4 separate regions of the Homo sapiens genome follow, and all the other regions are linked to region 4. Evidence: read pairs that join two places in POLR2A ChIA-PET (ENCODE). Cell type or tissue: GM12878. All regions are shown on one strand.

Region 1 (5,000 bases), 330 kb after region 4:
ATAGTGAGCCGAGATCGTGCCATTGCACTCCAGCCTGGGCAACAAGAGTGAAGCTCTGTCTCAAAAACAAAACAAAACAAAAAAACCCCTAACCTTTAATGTATTACGAAACTTAAAAAATTCTAAGTAAGCTTCATTAATAGTTGATAAGCTTTATTAATGTGCTGTTTTTTATTTTGAGACGGAGTCTCATTCTGTCACCTAGGCTGGAGTGCAGTGGTGCGATCTGCAACCTCCGCCTCCTGGGTTCAAGCGATTTTCCTGCCTCAGCCTCTCAAGTATCTAGGATTACAGGCACATGCCACCATACCTTGAGAAGTTTTGTATTTTTAGTAGAGACAAGGTTTTACCATGTTGGCCAGGCTGGTCTTGAACTCCTGACCTCAAGTGATCTGCCCACCTCAGCCTCCCAAAATGCTGGGATTACAGGTGTGAGCCACTGTGCCTGGCTAATATGCTTTTAATGATATTAATTTTAATTAATTACTAATATATAATATAACATAAATAAATTAGTATTAATCAAATTAATCGGATTAATATTGATGAAGTTAATGTTTGACCTCTATGATTATATTAATAGTATAAATACATTTTAATATTTACTAATAGTTAATAAGCCTTAATAATAAGCTTTATTAGTAGATCCTGAGGTGGGAGGATCACTTGAGCCCAGGAGGTTGAGGCTATAGTGAGTTATGTAAACCAAAAACTATCTGAGACAGGTCGCAAATCAATTTAGGTTTATTTTGTCAAGGTTAAGGACAATGCCTGGGAGATGAGTGTAAACCAAGAAGTGTCTGAGACAAGAAATTGATCTTTCTCTATCAGTTTAGAAAGCCATTGCACTCCAGCCTGGGTGACAAGAGCGAAACAGTCTCAAAAAAATAAAATAAAGTTTATTTTGCCAAGGTTAAGGACATGCCTGTGACAGCCTCAGGAAGTCCTGGTGGCAGGTGCCCAAGGCAGTTGGGGTACAGCTTGCTTTTATACATTTTAGGGCGACATAATATATCAATCAGTACATGTAAGATCTTATTGGTTTGATCTGAAAGGATGGGATAACTCGAGGTGGGGGGCTTCCAGGTCATAGGTAGATTTAAACATATTCTGATTGGCCGTTCGTTGAAAGAGTTAGTGGAATGTGTGGGTTACAATAAGGAGTTGTGGGAGAGGTAGGTTTTATCATGCAGATGAAGCCTCCAAGTAGCAGGCTTAGAGAGAATAGACTGTAAATGTTTCTTTTTAGACTTAAGATCAGTATTGATGTTAACGCTGGATGGATATAATGAGGCATGTCCGATCTCCCACTTCCCGTCCTGGCCTGAATCAGTTCTTCAGGTTAAATTTTAGAGTGCCCTCCCATAGGAGGGAGTCCATTCAGATGGTTGCTGGGGGCCTTTGAATTTTATTTTTGGTTTACACAGATCTGTGCCTTTTTCCAAAGGTGATATTGAGGGCTTCACTATTTAAAGGGGGTAAGCAGGCTGGAGGAGAACAAAGGAGGGTATGGTCGCATTACTGAATCCACAAATTGCAAGAGAAAAGGAGCAGAATAGTGGAATTATGTATTTCTCTGGCGCTCAGTAGATAGGCATTTTATATAAGATAAGGTGAACAGAGAGTAGTTACCTATGAGGATATTCACCCTTTCATCTGTAGCTATCTGCTTCGGAACAAAAGGAAAGGCAGCTTCTTGCATAAGTCAGCCGTCAGCTTAATTTTTTTCTTTTGTCAGGGTGAATTGGAGTCTCAAGGTTTTATTTCCTTTTCACAGCAATAATCTTTGCCACTGAATTCCAGCCTTGGCAACAGAGCAAGACCCTAGAAGGTCATATACCAGTTAAACTCCTCCATTTTGCCTCTTAATGTGCATGCTTGATCCCACTCACCCAGCTCCTGAGATCTTATTAGCAAGTTGCTGATCACAAGTTTCAGGGTTTTTTTCTGTCTGTTGGGAGACTGCCTTTCCCTGGTGCTGGCTGCAGTCAATTATTGTTTTAGAGAGACAGTTAACCACTGCCTGACCATCACTTGATGGTCACCTGACATACCTGGTGGTGGGGGTTGTAACACTGTAACACTGGGACCTTGGTTGTGGTGAAACTAAGAAGGGAGGGACAGACTTTCTGCTGCTTTGGTCACGTCATTACTAAAGCTGGCTGTATTCTGTCAGGTGGAAGGCAGGTGGGCAATATACCCATGGGGAGTATTTCCTGAGACCACATTTTCTGGATACTGGTCACCCAAAGAGTGTGTAACTGGCAGAATTCCACTTCCTTGATTGTTTCGAGAGCCCTGTGTCCCTTGGAATAAATCACTTTTTAATCAGGTAATCAGTGAGGGATTGGCACTTAATTTATCATGTGATGCAGTAGCCAGCTCGTTTAATAAAACTTCCTTGCAAAAGTTAGTTTCATGACCTAATGTTAGGATTTGGTTTCAGTGCACATAATTATATAAACAGGTCTTCAAATAGGTGTTGTTTTTGTAGACTGTTTAACTAATTTTAATGCATATGTCTCTCCCCTTCCTACGCTGTGTCCCGCAATGTTTTAATTATAGGGTTCATCTGCTGATCGGAGTCAGTGGAGAGAACCAACCAGAACATCGGATGGCTTGTGCTCCCTTTACGAGGCAGCATTATGTCTCTTTGAAGAGGTACGTAATAATCGTGGCTTTTGTATTAACAACTTTGTGTTAAAATGCTATGGCATGTATTTATCCCTTAAAAATAATCCATTTTCTCTGGAAAAGCTACAAAAGGAAGTGGCACCAGTTGTTACCTCTAGAGAGAGGAACTGGGTATCTAGGGTGGGGGTGGGGTGAGTAGGAGACATTCTTTTCAATGTATACCCTTTCATTTATTTTGATTTTTGAATTATGTGCTGGTAACTTTAATTGAAAAAATGTTGTATTAAGTAAAACACATAGAAAAGCATACACATATATTGCTTAATGAATTATTATAAAATAAATACCCTTCTAATATGTACCTAGGTAAAGAATTTTCTTAGTCATTGCAGAAGCCCTTTCACAGCCTTGTCATAACCTCTTTTCTCCTCCCCAAAGTAACCACTATTGTGACTTTGACCACTTCCTTGCATTTCTTTATAGTTCTGTCAACCAGATGTGCATCCTTAGACACTATAGTCTTGCCCATTAAAAAAAAAAAAAGGAAAGTCTTTTAAATATTTTAATCTCTAGGTTCCCTCCTCCATTTTTCTTTTCCTTCAATATGTTTGTTCAGGAATCTAGGCTTTCTAGGCTGTAGCATTTCCCACAGTCTGGGTTTTACTGATAGATTACTCATGATGCAGTTCCTTATGTTTCTTTATCCTCTGTATTTCCTATAAATTGGCAGCTGGATCCAGAGGCTTGATCAGTCTCAGGTGTTATGTCTGTATACATGTATTCTTCCATTAGGTTCTATCTGGTTGTCTCTCTTTGTGGTATTAGCCCTTGATGCTTAATGACTATATTAATTCTTTTGTGCTTTGTTGCAAAAATATGATATTCTAATTCTATCGTTTCTTTTTATTAGTGTTGGGGTGATCAGACCCAACACCAGGTCGTGGGGGTGACAAAGTCCGGTGGATTCAAAGGATTGAGAAAAAGACAGTTTGAGAGAGAAAGGTGGGACACCAGGGGGCCATGGCTATTGTGGAGCCCACAAAGGCCCTGAGCTCTGGGACCCCACGGTATTTATTGGTAATCCAACAAAGAAATAGGTGGTGAGAATGTGGAGGTCAAAAGGGCAGGCGCATGGTCTACAGCTGTGATGGTTTAGCATTTATATGGAACATGTTCTGCTACTTGAGATAATGGGAATAGGAGCCTAGGAGAGCTAGAAGCAAGGAGCCAGCAAGTCTAGACACATTCGAGAGGACATTATGCAAGCCCTGCCTCAGTTTCCCTCGCAACACTCAGCTTTTTCCCAACAATTAGTTGCAATATTTTTGTGAAGAGATTCCCTTATTGACTGATTACTCTGCTACAGTTTATATGGGAAGAGCAGAATAAATGCTTGATTCTTTCTATCTGCTCTTTATTTACCAGTTTTCAATTTAATGAATTGTCTTCCTACCATCCTCCAAACTTGGCCAATTAACTTCATTTAAAAAATATCATGGGCTGGGTGCAGTGGCTCACACCTGTAATCCCAGCACTTTGGGAGGCCGAGGTGGGTGGATTACCTGAGGTCAGGAGTTCGAGACCAGCCTGGCCAATATGGTGAAACCTAGTCTCTATTAAAAATACAAAAAATTAGCTGGGTGGGGCGGCAGACGTCTGTAATCCCAGCTACTCAGGAGGCTGAGGCAGGAGAATTGCTTGAACCCGGGAGGTGGAGGTTACAGTCAGTAGAGATCATGCCACTGTGCTCCAGCCTGAGCAATAAGACCAAAACTTCATCTCAATAAATAAATAAATAAATAATCATTATGAACCCACAGATTTAAGCCTATTTGAGTTTCAGCACATTGAATTATTATCTGCAGTGAAGGTCATGTTGTTTCATTTTTGGCTATTAGTCTCTTCAGGGTGGTTCCTAAGTTATTTTAACATAAGCCTCATAATCTTTTAGAGCCTCCTTGCTTTCTGATACGTTTCATTGTTTCTGGCTGATCTTACACATTTGTTGCCCCCAATCTGGAATCATCTAGCTAGTTTTCTGAAAAAAGTCCTGGTTTCTTTTATTGGAAAATGATATTTCAAGACCACAATCAGGGTGCTAGAAATGCTTACTGCTACTGAGTTGGTCTTATTTCTAGGTTTTTATATTCATGGTAGACAGAGCTAGGATGTGTATACATGTGTTTTTAAAGCTAAGATACCTAATGAGTTCATACTGATACTTTCAAATTCACAGCTATAGAATTTTTACTTAACCTTTACATTTATATCTTCTTCCTTTTAAACTAAGATTGCTAATTCCCAAAGATACAAGGATGAGAATTAGAATATGCCATTATTACTCATTTGTTTTAATTACATGTTAC
Region 2 (5,000 bases), 90 kb before region 4:
TTTGTATTGAAAATTTCAACTCTACAGAGAAATCGGGAGGGAAATGCAATAAACTCTTGTATATCTTTAACCTTGCTGAACGAATTATTAAGATTTTGCCATATTTGCTTTAAATCTATGAGTGAAAGTGTGTGTGTGTGTTTGCTTGCTAAACCATATGAAAGTAAGTTGCAGACATCATTATATCTTATCCCAAAGTACTTCAGCCTGTATCTTCTAAGAACGAAGACATTCTAAGAAAGTTAATTTCATAATATCTAATATATAGTTCATGTCACATTCCACCTAATTCCAGTTGTCCCCAGAATTAATATTGTAGTGTCCAGGATTTAATCAAGGTTCATGCCTCACATTAACCAATGCAATATGCCTCATCAGTCTTTTACAATGTCTTAGTCTCTTTTAATCCGTTTTAATCTTTAAGTCTCCCTGTGTTTAAACAAATAAAAGTCTTCTATAAAGATTCAGCTGGAGGCCGGGCACAGTGGCTCGTGCCTGTAATCCCAGCACTTCGGGAAGCCAAGGCAGGTGGACAACCTGAGGTCAGGAGTTCGAGACTAGCCTGGCCAACATGGTGAAACCCCATCTCTACTAAAAACAAAACAAAACAAACAAACAGCCAGGTGTGGTGGCACATACCTGTAATCTCAGCTACTCAGGAGACTGAGGCAGGAGAACCGCTTGAACCTGGGAGGTAGAGGTTGCAGTGAGCCGAGATCATGCCACTGCACTCCAGCCTGGGCAACAGAGCAAGACTCTCTCTCTCAAAAAAAAAAAAAAAAAAAAAAAAAACGGGTTACTAATGAGAACAATAATTATTTCTTGTTTAGAAATAATAGCGGATATAGCTTGCTAGTAAGTAGTATTCACCCTATCTGTCCCAAAGGCTACGTGTACTATATATTTCCTCCCACCCTCCTCTTTATGACTATTCAGGAAATTTTTGTGGATTAACTGCTGGTGAGGACCCCTGAGCTAGAGGCAGATAAGAATAAACAGTTACGGAGAGAGAATAACAGTAAGATGACCACTTATTGAGCTGTTACCATGTCTCATGCCACTGGGCTAAGCACTTTCTGTGGGTTGTCTGCACAGTAAACACCATTAGGTAAGCAGCATTGTTCTCCCATTTTAGAGATTAGGAAGCTTAGGCATAGACTGAGGATCTTGCCCAAAGACCCACAGCAAATAACTGGTGGAGCTGGGGTTCAAACTTAGGGCTGATTAGGGCAATTTCTACACTATGCTGCTTCCCTTATTTATGCTAGGTATTATACTAGACAGTCTCATACATTTTCTTGTATAATTCTCTCATCAACCTATAAGAAACAATCTCAAATAGATGGAAGTACTTATCCAAGGGCATATGATATCCAAATTGTTTATCCTATTTTGTGTTCTCTCCCATGTTTCAGCCAAGGTCTTTAACAAGCAGAGTGTTTTGTCCAGCAGTGAGGCCCCTTTTCCCACTTCCCAGCACCCACATAAACAGGAATAATGTGCTGGAAATGAAACCAGGTGGCAGAAGCAGCTACACATGCAAGAGAAGCCTGATTGGGTCCACATTAACCAGATGACAGGAGTGAGAGCCTTCACTTACATTTCGGGGACCATCAGTGAGAACTGGGATGGCAGTGAACCTGAAATAAAGATCGTTGAAATAAGACTGGCTTTCCAAGGGAGAGTGTTTTTTTACCATCTTCCCTCTTGTCGGAGAGGATGTGACAATCTTGTTATTTGTAACTTCGAACCAGTGCTCAAAGCCATGAGGAAATTTCTGAAGGAAAGTGTGATTATTTATAGTTTCTGGTACCCACTGTTGACTTCCTTTTTAGAACTTTTTCTTTCAACATCAGCACTAAGTCTATATCATTATAGCATAATAAACTGAGAGAACTAGACTTCACCCATCACATTCAAGGGAGCCAAGTGATTTTACCTTTAGAAGTCAGCCATGCAGTTATTTTTAACTTAACAAAGTAATGTGTGTGTTTTTGCAATATGAAAGAATCTGTGTTTAGAACAAATTTTCCTCATGGAAATTCACAGATATTAACTCTAAACCTTGGTTAAGTCATTTGTTAGTGTTTCCATCTGTAAAAAAACCTATTTCATAAGATTTTTGTAAGGATTAGATTTACACACACAATGTAGCAGAGTGTCAGACACGGAGTAGGCACTCAGTATGTAAGTTATTATCATCATTATATGATTACATCATTGATATTAGTGTTCTCGCATGATATGGGCCTGGGAACCTTCCCTAAATTGATCCCTTAACCCAGGAAAACAAACATTCCAGACACTGCCTGTTTAGCGACCCTGTCTGGCGCTGGCAAGAGATTTCTGTTGCCATGGTGCCTGTCACACACTTCTGTCTTTCTGTTTCAGGTGGTTAGCTCAACCAATGGAGAGCTGAATGTTGATGATCCCACGGGAGCCCACTCCAATGCACCAATCACAGCTCATGCCGAGGTGGAGGTAGTGGAGGAAGCTAAGTACGTACATCTTTCAAGGGGGCTCTTAAGTCATGGGTTGAAAAATCTTTTCTGTCTCTTCCTCTCTGTGTGCTGCTCGTCTCAGACTGGATTTCTCATGCTTGTAACCACAGCTTTCTTCCTTAACTGTTTTAATTTTTGCATGGTACCTTAAGGCTGCTACTGCCCTTCTTTAGCTGTGATTTCGGGGAAGACAGTCACATTTTTCTAGTTCACATGAAAAAGACATAGTGAACCGAAAGAATCATGTTATCAGGGCTACAGTGGATAGTAGCCATGAGCTTCTTGGGGCTGTGGAGCTTCTTGCTCTATATGGGATATAGAGAAAAATCTGCTGTTAAACCATGGGCCATGCTGAATAGCATTCGATTTCTGATTGTGGGCTAGCAACTGGATGTACAATCATGGAACAAGGAGTTCAGGGCCATTTTGTTCACTCTCAAATGATTCTGGCTTCAGAGAGACTAAGTCAGGCAAGAAAAATATTATAGTCTGCATCTGTGAATGAGAGTGTGGGAAAAGAATGGAAGTCATACTCATCTCAGGAGGGTAAGGAGGTTGCCCCACACCCTTTTCTGCTTCTCTTGCATGTGTATGTCTTGCCCCACCCATACCACCAGCCCCTTGGTGCGCTGCATGGTCTGTGTTTAAACTCTTAAAATCTGGGGTGGAAGGTGAGATAACTGCCAATTCTGCTGCAAAAGCAGCATTTCTACCACTTTTTTCCCCATCCCAAATTTAGATCCAGATTTAGACTTCAAGAAGATACCAGGTAGGGAGAGATAGAGACACCATGAGTCAGTAACTGCTGCTATCCCTGATATGGAGGACCTTTCTTGTGAGCCCTTTGAGAACCTTCAGGATATCCCAGGGTCTTGTTTTCTGAAGCAGACAACGTATTTATAGTGATATTGTACCTAAGTAGTCTCATGAGCCCCCAGGTAGCTTAATACAAGCCAGAACACTCTTATACCTCTAAATGTAAGTTAGTGAGATGCCACTGAGACCTGCATTCTTCCACCTTCCAGATGTACTTTGTATTGTTGTCTTTCCTGCCTATTCCCCTGGTCTCCTGCCCATCTTTTTTATTTATTTATTTTTTGAGACAGGGTCTCTCTCTGTTGCCAAAGCTGGAGTGCAGTGGCACGATCATGGCTAACTGCAGCCTCTATTCCCCAAGCTCAAGTGATCCTCCTGCCTCAGTCTCCCAAAGTCATGAAATTACAGGCATGAACCACTGTGCCCAGCCCTGCCAGTCTATTTGATGAACTCATTTTACCTTCAAGAAGTCCTTTCTAGCCAGGTGTGGTGCTTCATGCCTGTAATCTTAGCACTTTGGGAGGCTGAGGCAGGAGGATCACTTGAGTCTAGAGGTTTGAGACCAGCCTGGGCAACATAATGAGACCCCAACTCTATAAAAAAATTAAAAATTAGCTGGGCATGGTGGTATGCACCTGTAGTCCTAGGTACTTGGAAGGTTCAGGCTGCAGTGAGCTATGGTCATGTCACTGTACTCCAATCTGGGTGATAGGTGCGACCCTGTCACACACACACACACAAAAGTTTTTGGCCAGGTGCAGTGGCTCACACGTGTAATCCCAGCACTTTGGGAAGCTGAGGCAGGAGGATCACAAGGTCAAGAGATTGAGACCATCCTGGCCAACATGGTGAAACCCCGTCTCTACTAAAAATATAAAAATTAGCTGGGTGTGGTGGCATGCGTCTGTAGTCCCAGCTACTCAGGAGGCTGAGGCAGGAGAATCGCTTGAACCCAGGAGGCAGGGGTTGTGGTGAGTCGAGATTGTGCCACCGCACTCCATCCTGGCGACAGAGCGAGACTCCATCTCAAAAAAAAAAAAAAAAAAGAAAATTTTTGCTTGGAAAACCAGGGCTTGAGGATTCCTACCCAATACATCAAAAGTAAATGAGGATGACTTGACTGTCTTTTGTTGAGCCCCTGCTAACTGTAGGCAGCTTCAGAGCTCTTCTCCCAGCTTGTATAAGGCACTGATATATAAGGGGGTGAGGGTTATGCTGGTTATGCCAGGAAAAGGCCATTTTAATAAGGAAACATGCTCCTATTCTCAGGGACTTTGGAGATATTAATGGTACTCACAGTTTTTCGATTTCCATACAAAATTACATTATCTTAAATAAACAATATGTTACTCCCACCCTCTGGGCTCTCAACTGGCTGCACTTTGGAGTCATTTGGGGCATGGTAGAAAATACAAATGTCTGAGTCTGGCCTCAGGCATTCTGATTTAATTTATTGAAATGTGGCCCGAGCATCAGGAATTTTAAAAGTTCAGGTCATTCTAACATGTAGCCAATGTTGAGAACCACTGTACCAAGCGTGGTCTGATTCAAACATTGTCAGAGCTTGAAGGATGGCCGTACCTGTTCCCAGCTCCCACCCCATTCTCAATTCACCTTTGTGGCTATTACTTTGAAGGCTAGAAGTTTAGCTTTGGATTTAATAGTATACTTTGAATGCAGTAA
Region 3 (5,000 bases), 120 kb after region 4:
GTGACAGGTTCTGAGCCAGTACAAAACATTGAGAAGAATCTTTGGCTCATTGCTCTGCCCTCCAGGCCCATGGGGGTGGAATGGAGGTCTTGCCCCTGCAGCTTTGAGCAACCCTGCCCATAAGGCTTTGCTCTCCAAACATTGGCCCCCACACCAAAGGCAGTTCTCTGCCCAGGGGCCCACCAGCTCTCTAAGGCATCTTGTGAAATCCAGGTGAAAGCAGCCACACACCCACCAGCTTTGCTTGGCACAGAGCTTGCCACACTGTTGCCCTCCAGGAGCCACACCTGGTATGTCTGAGGAGTATGGCAACAGAGTTTGGAGAGCAAAGCCCACAATGTGAGGCAGCACTGGGCAGTGGAGGCCCCTCCTTTGATATCATTCTGCCCTCTAAGCTCTGGCACTATGAATCTGTGATGGGAGGGACACCCCTCTTTTCACCCCCACGATCTCTGAAATGACTTCAGGGTTATTCTTCCATTGTCTTGGACAATAGGTCCTGGCTTCTGTTTAGATGGCTGACTAATCCCCTTATTGTCTTGATGAATAGCACCTGGCTTCCCTGGAGAGCCATATTAATCTTTTTATCAAATGGTTGCTTGGTCATACCTTTGTTCCTTCCCAAACAGGTTTTCTTATGTTTTCCAATATGAGGAGGCTGAGAATTTTGCATACTTTTAAGCTTTCTTCCCTTTGAGTAACAATTTTGTCTTTAAACCATTTCTTTTCACATTTTACTTTAAGTAGTCAAGAGGAACCAGGACACTCTTCCAACACTTTGCTTAGAAATCTCCTCAGCCAAATATTCCATTTTTATTGCTTACAAGTTCTGCCTCCTATAAAACACTAGGGCACACACACAATTCAGCCACGTTCTCTGCTACTTTATAACAAGGATGCCCTTTCCTCCATTGACCAGACCAGTAACATGTTCCTCATATCCATCTGAGACATTATCAGAATGGCCTTTCCATCTGTATTTCTACAAATATTTTGTTGATGGCCACTTAGGTATTCTCTAAGAAGATTGAGAATCTCCTCTCTTTGTGATCCCTCACCAGGACCACCCTTACAGTCCATTCATTCATGGCAATGTAGGCTTTTTCTAGTTGGCACCCCAAACCTCTTCCAGCCTCTACTTGTTAGCTGATTCCAAAGCAGCTTCCACATTTTTAGGTGTCTGTTACAGTAGCACTCCACACTTGGTACCAATTTCCTCTCTCAGTTCATTCAGGCTGCTGTATAACAAAATAACCATAAACTGGGTGGCTGACAAACAACATAAATTTATTTCTCACAGTCCTGGAGTCTGGGAAGTCTAAGATCAAGATGAAGGTTCACTTCCTCATAGATGGCTGTCTTTTGACTGTAACTTCACATAGTGCAAGGGGAAAGTAAGCCCTCTGGGGTCTCTTTTATAAGGGCACTAATCTCATTTGTGAGGTCTCTAACTTCATGACTTAATTACTTCCCAAAGGCCCTATCTCCTAATACCATCACCTTGGGGGTTAGAATTTCAAAATATGAACTTGGAGGAACGCAAACATTCAGGCTAAATAATCTGCTTGTTTTTGTCCCCTGCCATCTCAGGCATATGGAGGGGAGAGGGCAACCTCCAGGGTGACTGGGACCAGGGCCTAGAGTGGGAGCAGAGGCTCTTCTGACAACACCTCCAGGGTGATTCCTGCCCTTGTGATCCAAAAGAAAGAACAAAGCAAATAGGAGCAAAGTCAGTCCCTGGCACTGGACAGACAAAGCCCCAGAAATAAGCCAGGGGGATTCTGCCATACAAGGTCCCTGGGGGGTCAGGATGAGGGCTTGCCCCTATCAGCCCAGCCTCATGACATGCAGAGCTGACTGGGCCTGGGCCTCCCCTCCCCCCGCTGGTGTTTTACAGAGTGTCTGGAGGAGAGCTCTTCGATTTCCTGGCCCAGAAGGAGTCACTGAGTGAGGAGGAGGCCACCAGCTTCATTAAGCAGATCCTGGATGGGGTGAACTACCTTCACACAAAGAAAATTGCTCACTTTGATCTCAAGGTCAGTAAGGGGAGAAAGGGAAAAGAATCAAGTTTAGGAAGAAGAGGCTTAGTCCCTCCTGGTGTCTTTCCCAGGATGGGCCCAGTGCCGACCAGCCCTTCTTTCTCATCTTACAGTGAAAAACCCTGAGCTCATGGGAAAGATGATGCCACGGAAATGTCCACCTTCTCAGTTTCATTTTTCATAACAGGTTTTCTGCACACTGGAGCTGACTGCAAGAAGCTGCTTAAATCAGACTTCAGGCACCTTATTTATTTCAGGGAGCAGGGGGGAACACTTTCTAAATAAGTAGACCAGTGACAGGAAACTTGAAACCAAACACCTTTCACAAGACTGAACTTTTCAGTAACAAAAAACTAGAAATGTTTGGAGGATTGCTGAAGTTGGCTGGCTCGCCAGACCCATTCATAGTGCAGCCTCCATCATCCCTTGACCAGAGCTTGTAAATCCTGGAGCCCAGGGACCACTGGCTGCCCTCCCCAACTCACAACCCCTACTGTGCTCCAAACTGTGGTCATAAAACTGCTTGTAGGGGCCACTGATCATTTATGGTGACTGGTATTCAGGACTGAGAGAGTTCACTGTGACCACATAGGACTTCATAAAGCAAGAATGTGGTCAAAGTAGAAGGATCAGTTCCCTTAGTAACTGAGCTCAGTTGCATAGACTGATGAGCCTATACAGATACTTAATGTGTAAAGTCCTCTAACTTTGATCAATTCTATGACCTGTTTGCTGGGGAGATCCCTTCATTTTTCTATCCAGAAATCCCTGTGGTCTTTCAAGCATGGTGCTGGGTGCTTGGGTATTGCTGCTGATACAAAATTCACTGAGGCCCTGTCTGAGATTACTTCATCTTTTCCAGGAACCTTAGTGTAGGAGATAGAAAAACCAGCAACTCTAAGTACTATGCTAGAAGGAAGCCCAGGGTGGGTGGGGAGGCTAAAGGAGGGGACATCTAAGTCCAACCGGGATATCAGAGAGGGCTCCCTGGAAAAAGTGCTATGTAGTTGAGTTCTGAAGGATTGGTAGGAAATAGAAGAAGAGAAGGGCCTTATAAGGAAGAAAGGCCAGCAGAATACATGGTCACAAAACAGCACAATGCATTCAGGGAAGTACAGGCATGGGAAGTGTGTGCTGAGTGGCTGGGGAAGAAGCCAGGAACAGTGCAGGAAGCAGACACAAGGGTCTGGGAGCTAAGCCAAGGAGCTTGCACTTTACCCTGAGAGATAAGGGTTCAGGTGAGCAGAGAAGTGAGGTAAGCATGTACTTGTTTCAGAGTGATCCCTCTGGCTGGGAGGATGGATAGGCTGGAGACAGCCTGGAGGCTGGGGCTCAGCTAGGAGGCTAAAGCAATAATCTAGGTAAGATGTGAGGAGAGGACAGAGTCAAGATCTTTTGCAGAGGTCAATCTGAGGATTGATTAGGTGCCTAATTAGAGGTAGAGATGAAGGAGGGGACAGGGTTCTGGATGACACCCAAGTTCTGGCTTGTGCCCCTGGCCCAGAGAGGGTCTGGCATGTCCATTATCTCACAGTGGCTATGCCAGGGCATGAGCTCAGTTCCCATATGAGTCCCTACCCCAGCTCTTACTCTACTCTGCCTGATAGGGTGACCTTCTATGAGTCCCCTTAGCATGGTCCTCCTTCCTTAGGCTCACTGTCACTTTTTTTTTTTTTTTAATAGAGATAGTCTCGCTCTGTCACCCAACTGGAACACAGTGGTGTGATCACAGCTCACTGCAGCCTCGACTTCCTGGGCTCAATCTATCCACTTGCCTTAGCCTCCTGAATAGCTGGGACTAAAGGCGTGTGCCACCATACCTGGCTAATTTTTGTATTTTTTGTAGAGGCGGGGTCTTGCCATGTTTGCCCAGGCTGGTCTTGAGCTCCTGGGCTCAAGTGGTCCACCCGCCTCAGCCTCTCAAAAGTGTTGGGATTACAGGCATGAGCCACTGCGTCTGGCCATGATTGTCAGTTTGTTTTTGGTGTTTCTTTTTGGGGGGGACAGGGTCTCACTCTGTCACCCAGGCTGGAGTGCAGTGGCGTGATCTCAGCTCACTGCAGACTAGACCTCTCAGGCTCAGGTAATCCTCCCACCTCAGCCTCCCAAGTAGTTGGGACTACAGAAACATGCCACCATGGCCAGCTAATTTTTGTATTTTTTTGTATAAATGGGTTTTTGCCATTTTGCCCAGGCTGGTCTGCAACTCCTAGGCTCAAGCAATCTGCCCACTTCAGCCTCCCAAAGTGTTGGGACTACAGGCATGAGCCACTGCTCCTGGCTGTCACGGTATTTTTTAATACCTCCAACAGAAGTCTTCCAGAGTTTTACTGAGGCGTCACAGGGTAAAAATGGGGGTCACCAAGGATGGTGAGGCCTGGGCAGGCCTTTGGACCTCAGGGTAGTAACAGCAGGAAATGGTCTGCCTTGATTGCACCTGTGTGACTTCCTGGTACTGCTGTGGACAATTAACTTGTTGTTTTATTGTGTCTTTGCTGGCTCCAGGAGAGCTGCTTCAAAATGGGCTCCTTTGTCTTTTCTTGAATGGGTCTGGTAGGAGGAGTGGCTGGAGCCCAACAGGCACCAATGACTGCAGCAGGTTCGTGATGTTTGGCTTGCCTTTATGGCAGCTCGCTGTGGTGGGGAGAGCACTGGCTTGGAGTTAGCCAGGCTGAGTTACCATGTACCATGATACACCTGAACCTCAGCTTTTCAGCTTCAATGCAAATAATACCTACCTGGCAGAGCTGTAAGGGTTAGAGAGAAGCATTAAGTGCCAGATATGGAATAGGTGCTCGGTAATAGTAGCTGTTATTGTTATTCCCCTTCTCAGAATAGAGGAAAAGGAAATAGAACTTTTGTTACAGTGTTGTGGGCCCCATAGACTAGGAAAACAAACCCTGTGAGTACAGTTCTGTTAATAAATTGTCCAGCAGAGAGCTGAGTTGGTTGCTAGGTAGA
Region 4 (5,000 bases):
GATCTAGATATGTAGAGGGTCAGAGGGCATACTAAGAGGAAACTTAAAAGCATGGAGGTAAGAAGATAGGAAATGACAGATAGATGGGGCTATAGGATAGGGTTTGTGGTTAAATGTGAAGATGTGGTTGAACATTGTTCTAGGTAGTGGGATGCAGTTGGATACTGAAGGTTTTAAATATAAATGAAGAATTTTAATAGTGCAGTGCTGTGGAAGAATGTTAGTGTGGGGAGTAATATGAGGAGAACTTTCTTTTAAATTTTTTTTTTTTTTTTTTTTTTTTTGAGACAGGGTCTCACTCTGGTAATCAGGCTGGAGTGCAGTGGTGCAATCACTGCTCACTGCAGCCTCCATCCACCTCCAGGGCTCAAGCCATCCTCCCACCTCAGCCTCCTGACTGACTGGGACCATAGGCATGCACCACCATGCCCAGCTAATTTTTGTATTTTTTTGTAGAGATGAGGTTTTGCTATGTTACCCAGGCTGGTCTTGGACTCCTGAGCTCAAGTGATTTGCCTGTCTCGGCCTCCCAAAGGCTGGGATTACAGGCATGAGCCACCACACCCGGCCCTTCTTTCTTTTTAAAGAAGTAAAGCCAAACCTCTCAAATCTAGAAACTAGAAAACTAGAGAAATTTAATAAGGATGATATTTAATTTCAGGGTTTAGTGGCATATAAAGAATATAATACAATTAAATGAGCCTTATGGGGAGAAAGCCTAGTATGAGAGGCAGAAAATTCCTTTTCAGAAAACTCTGTTTCCCTAAGTCCCATGATAACACAGCTCTGTGAAAGAGAAGCTTTGTCGACTTTCTTGCCTATGTTTTCCAATTCTGCTTCTTTCTTTCTTTTTTTTTTTTTTTTGAGACAGAGTCTCTTCTGTCACCCAGGCTAGAGTGCAGTGACACAATTTTGGCCCACTGCAGCCTCAGCCTCCTGGGTTCAAGTGATTCTCCTACCTCAGCCTCCTGAGTAGCTGTGATTACAGGCACATGCCACCACACCCGGCTCATTTTTGTATTTTTAGTAGAGACGGGTTTTTGCCATGTTGGCCAGGCTGGTCTTGAACTCCTGAACTCAGGTGGGTGATCCACTTGCCTCAGCCTCCCAAAGTGCTGGGATTACAGGCATGAGCCGTCATGTTTGGCAAAATTCTGTTTCTAATCAAGTGACAAGCCCAGGAGCAAATTAAAGAGAAAATAGAATTTGTTCTTGTTTTTCCCAGTTGCATTTCTGATTACATATAATTTTGTGTGATAAATAATAAAACAAAACTTCAGATTTGAGAACCTCAAGCACATTCTATGTAAAATTCTGCTTCTTTCCTTTCTACCTCACCATTTCTCTTTATTGTTCTCCTTTCCTTCATCTCTTTCTCCAGCCTCAGAGTAAGAAAGAAATCTTGTCTTCTCCAAGGCCAACTGAGACTTCTAAATATTTGATCCCACTCCCTTCTGCTTATTTTACCAGTCTCCGCTCCTCCCAACTTATATTTTCAATTTCTCTCCTCAAAGTTGCCCTTATCCTTGTCATTGTTCTAGCTTCCTTATAAAGTCATTGTCCTTTTCATGTCCCTCCCTTCCCAGCTAAGGCCCTAGGAAGACATTTTCAGTTCCTACTTGCTTCCCCTTTTGCAAGCTGGCTTCAGCGCACGCACTCTCTACTGAAACTGCTTTCTTACAGCTGGCTGGGGTGACAAATGAAAGACCTGTTTTAGCTCTCATGAGCCTGAATTTTTCTGCAGCATTTAATGTTATTAACCATCCCTCTCTTCCCTCCTCTAGTTCTTTTTGCTTTTGTTTCTCATTCTGATCCCTAAGTTAGGTGCTTCGCATGGATCTGTTGGGTCTCTTTTTTCTTTATACCACTGATTCTCATACTGGGTTGTACCTAAGAACAACCCGAGAAATTTTTAAAACTCAAAGGCCAGCAAACCAATTAAATCAGAGTCTCTGGAATTGGGGCCCAGGCATCAGGTTTTTTTGTTTGTTTGTTTTTGTTTTTGAGACGGAGTTTTTGCTCTGTTGCCCAGGTTGGAATGCAATGGCGGGATCTCGGCTCACTGCAACCTCTGCCTTCTGGTTTCAAGTGATTCTCCTGCCTCAGTCTCCTAAGTAGCTGGGATTACAGGCGCCCGGCACCACGCCTGGGTAATTTTTGTATTTTTAGTAGAGACGAGGTTTTACCATGTTCACCAGGCTGGTCTCGAACTCTTGACCTCAGGCGATCCACCCGCCTCAGCCTCCCAAAGTGCTAGGATTATAGGCCTGAACCACGCGCCCGGCCTTGTTGTTTGTTTTGAAACATTCTTGGTAATTCCAATGTTCAGCCAAGGTTCTACTTATTCTTTGTGAATCCTGTGGGTTTGACAACCACTCTAGCTTTGATGCTGTTTTAAACTCTATGCTACAGTTTACCACTTGCTAGAAAACTCCATTGGATAACCCCTTAAGCACCTCAAAATCATTCTGTGTGAAATTGAACTCATTTGCTCTATGCCCCACCCAAATTTCTTCCTCGTTCTGTTTCTTTTAGTTCTGCCAGTGTTGTCCTAGATACTATTTTAGGCCTGGTGTTTTTAGCTGGTATCATTGGTTCTGCTTTTTAGTCTGAGTCTAGCAGCTGATGATGAGTTACCAGCTGACAGCACAGTGTTGTCCATGTCACTTGTCTCAAACCTCTTGAGGACTTGCTATTGCCGGTAGCTGGCTGTAAAAGACACTTGATGGTCAGACCCAAATCTCATACTCTAAAACACCTTTCACTTATGCCTGCTTCCAGGCAAACTAGGGTTCTTCTTCTTTACTTTACTTTCCTTCACTTTTTTTTTTTTTTTGAGACAGGGTCTCGCTTTGTTGCCCAGCCTAGAGTGCGGTGACACGATCTCCGCTCTCAACCTCTGCCTCCTGGGCTCAAGCGATCCTCCTGAGTGGCTGGGACCACAGGCCTGCACCACTACACCCGGCTAATTTTTGTGTGTATTTTTTGTAGAGACGGGGGTCTCATTATGTTGCTGAGGCTGGTCTCGAACTTCTGAGCTCAAGTGATCCTCCCGCCTTTGCCTCTCAAAGTGGTTGGTTTACAGGTGTGAGCCACCATGCCCAGCTACTTTCCTTCACTTTAAATGTCAAATATTGAAATGTTACCTATTTTTCAAGGCTTGATTCAGATTCCGCTCCTATAAAGCCTGATAACCACATTCTTTCAAGCTGAAAGTTATTTCTTCCTCTTGAGCTTCCATGACACTGTTTCCATTCTTATTATATTTTCTCTGCAATGTCCGATTGGAGAAACTGGATATGGTCTTATAATAATCCAAGAAAACAGTTTTCTCAAGAGGAAACCAGTAGTGAAAATTTCTGTCAGAAACCTGGGAGTTGCTGTACTATTTGCTTAAACGTAAGAGAAGTCAGTGCTTAAATTAGGCCTGGCAAAATCATCTTTATTTAGAATAGTCATGTTTTAATAGAATATCTTATCTCTGATGATTCTTTAGATTTGATTAGAACTATCCGGGACCCAGAAAAGCCCAATACTTTAGAAGAACTGGAAGTGGTCTCGGAAAGTTGTGTGGAAGTTCAGGAGATAAATGAAGAAGAATATCTGGTTATTATCAGGTTCACGCCAACAGTACCTCATTGCTCTTTGGCGACTCTTATTGGTAAGTTTTTCTGTACATACATGTATATTTATATAAATTCTAAGTTATTCTTGCTGATATTGACCCATAATAACAATTTGCATCATTGTTGAAAAACCATACAGTGTATGTATTACACTTTATGGTTTACAGAGTATGTTCGTGTATTCATCTTCTGTAGTCCTCACAATTAGCTTGTTGAGTTAAAATATTATTATCTTCATTTTGCAGATGAGGAACCTGAAGCTCAGAGAGTTTAAGTGACTTGCACAGAATCAGGTAGCCAGGAAATGGTGAAACTAAGGCTCATACCCAGGTCTCCTGACTCCACTTCTCCTTTAGTTATGTCAGGCTGCCCCTCCCAGGTATATATGCCCACAATTAATGGAGAGTGCATGTGGGCCAGTGCTTTTCCTCAGTTCTGGAGGTTGGAGTGGGTGGTGTCAGACTAGCATTGCTTCCATCACCATCTCCTTTCAGTGACTCTTCTGGTTTCTACATAGTATGGGTAGAAGTCCTGGTAGGAGGTTGGATTCCCAGTATTTTGGATTTGTTAGCAGGTACAATAAATGTATTTGAACATATGCTTTGTTATAAAGGGATTTTATTTCAAACCAAATGTTCATGAGTAGGGGATTGATTAAATAATCATTGATGGTGAATATAAACAGTGGAATACTATGCAGCTATAAAAAAGAATGAAGAAGCTCTGCATGTACTGATATGGAGAGATCTCTATGACATACTGTTAAGAAATAAAAGCAAGTATCATTTTGCTATCATTTGTGTAAAAAAAGCAAAAACATACATTTGTATTTGATTGCATATGCCTGAATAATATTAATACATAAATGAATAGCTATAAGGGTGTTAGCGGGTAATAGTGGTGGTGGGAGCTGGGCAGATGGGGGAAAGGGTGGGAGGGAGACTTTATACCTTTTTATGTTTTTACATTTTCAAACCATGGGACTATCTCACCTATTAAAAAGCAACAAGTTTATAAAAAAGATTGAAAAGGTCGCTATTTCGTTATTATTTCCACTATTGTGATTTCTGTCTTTTCTCACTGGTTGACCTGGGTTCCCTCTGCTGGTGGTTTCCACCATATAGGCCACATCTTGAGGGACTGGAGGTCTGTGAATCCATAGGTATTATTGTGGTTATTAAAATCCCATTGGTGACCGGGCGTGGTGGCTCACACCTGTAATCCCAGCACTTTGGGAGGCCAAGGTGGGTAGATCACTTGAGGTCAGGAGTTTGAGACAAGCCTGACCAACATGGTGAAACCCCATCTCCACTAAAAAAAATACAAAATTAGGCCGGGCGCGGTGGCTTACGCCTGTAATCCCAGCACTTTAGG

The links. ChIA-PET counts read pairs that join two places held together with the same protein. Peaks named below come from ENCODE experiments on the same cell type or tissue, not always from the same donor. Only the 100,000 strongest peaks of a DNase experiment are listed, where the experiment ranks them.
Region 1: POLR2A ChIA-PET joins it to region 4 with 5 read pairs; 7 of 35 experiments call an interaction of 5 or more read pairs at or near these places.
Region 2: POLR2A ChIA-PET joins it to region 4 with 6 read pairs; 4 of 35 experiments call an interaction of 5 or more read pairs at or near these places.
Region 3: POLR2A ChIA-PET joins it to region 4 with 5 read pairs; 3 of 35 experiments call an interaction of 5 or more read pairs at or near these places.

What each region holds. Positions count from the first base shown.
Region 1 is chr15:63,761,757-63,766,756 of GRCh38, reverse strand. HERC1 (HECT and RLD domain containing E3 ubiquitin protein ligase family member 1) reads left to right here. Exons shown (of 78, transcript NM_003922.4): 3 at 2,566-2,661. Among named protein-coding and RNA genes, the nearest start is that of HERC1, 70 kb to the left of the region's middle. RefSeq lists enhancers at 1-52, 868-1,625. In GM12878, no CTCF peak of the experiment used is centred here; DNase peaks (open chromatin) are centred at 2,013 and 3,097; H3K27ac peaks cover 1,012 bases.
Region 2 is chr15:64,177,846-64,182,845 of GRCh38, reverse strand. It overlaps CSNK1G1 (casein kinase 1 gamma 1), which reads left to right. Exons shown (of 12, transcript NM_022048.5): 11 at 2,392-2,498. Among named protein-coding and RNA genes, the nearest start is that of PPIB, 17 kb to the right of the region's middle. In GM12878, no CTCF peak of the experiment used is centred here; a DNase peak (open chromatin) is centred at 2,465; H3K27ac peaks cover 412 bases.
Region 3 is chr15:63,968,459-63,973,458 of GRCh38, reverse strand. It overlaps DAPK2 (death associated protein kinase 2), which reads left to right. Exons shown (of 12, transcript NM_014326.5): 4 at 1,898-2,036. Among named protein-coding and RNA genes, the nearest start is that of DAPK2, 76 kb to the left of the region's middle. RefSeq lists an enhancer at 280-1,027 and a silencer at 1,775-2,069. In GM12878, no CTCF peak of the experiment used is centred here; DNase peaks (open chromatin) are centred at 2,248 and 2,568; H3K4me3 peaks cover 883 bases; H3K27ac peaks cover 4,518 bases.
Region 4 is chr15:64,087,348-64,092,347 of GRCh38, reverse strand. CIAO2A (cytosolic iron-sulfur assembly component 2A) reads left to right here. Exons shown (of 5, transcript NM_032231.7): 2 at 3,497-3,661. Among named protein-coding and RNA genes, the nearest start is that of CIAO2A, 4.0 kb to the left of the region's middle. RefSeq lists enhancers at 2,759-2,808, 2,859-2,918. In GM12878, a CTCF peak has its summit at 106; DNase peaks (open chromatin) are centred at 1,657 and 2,597; H3K4me3 peaks cover 3,036 bases; H3K27ac peaks cover 3,011 bases.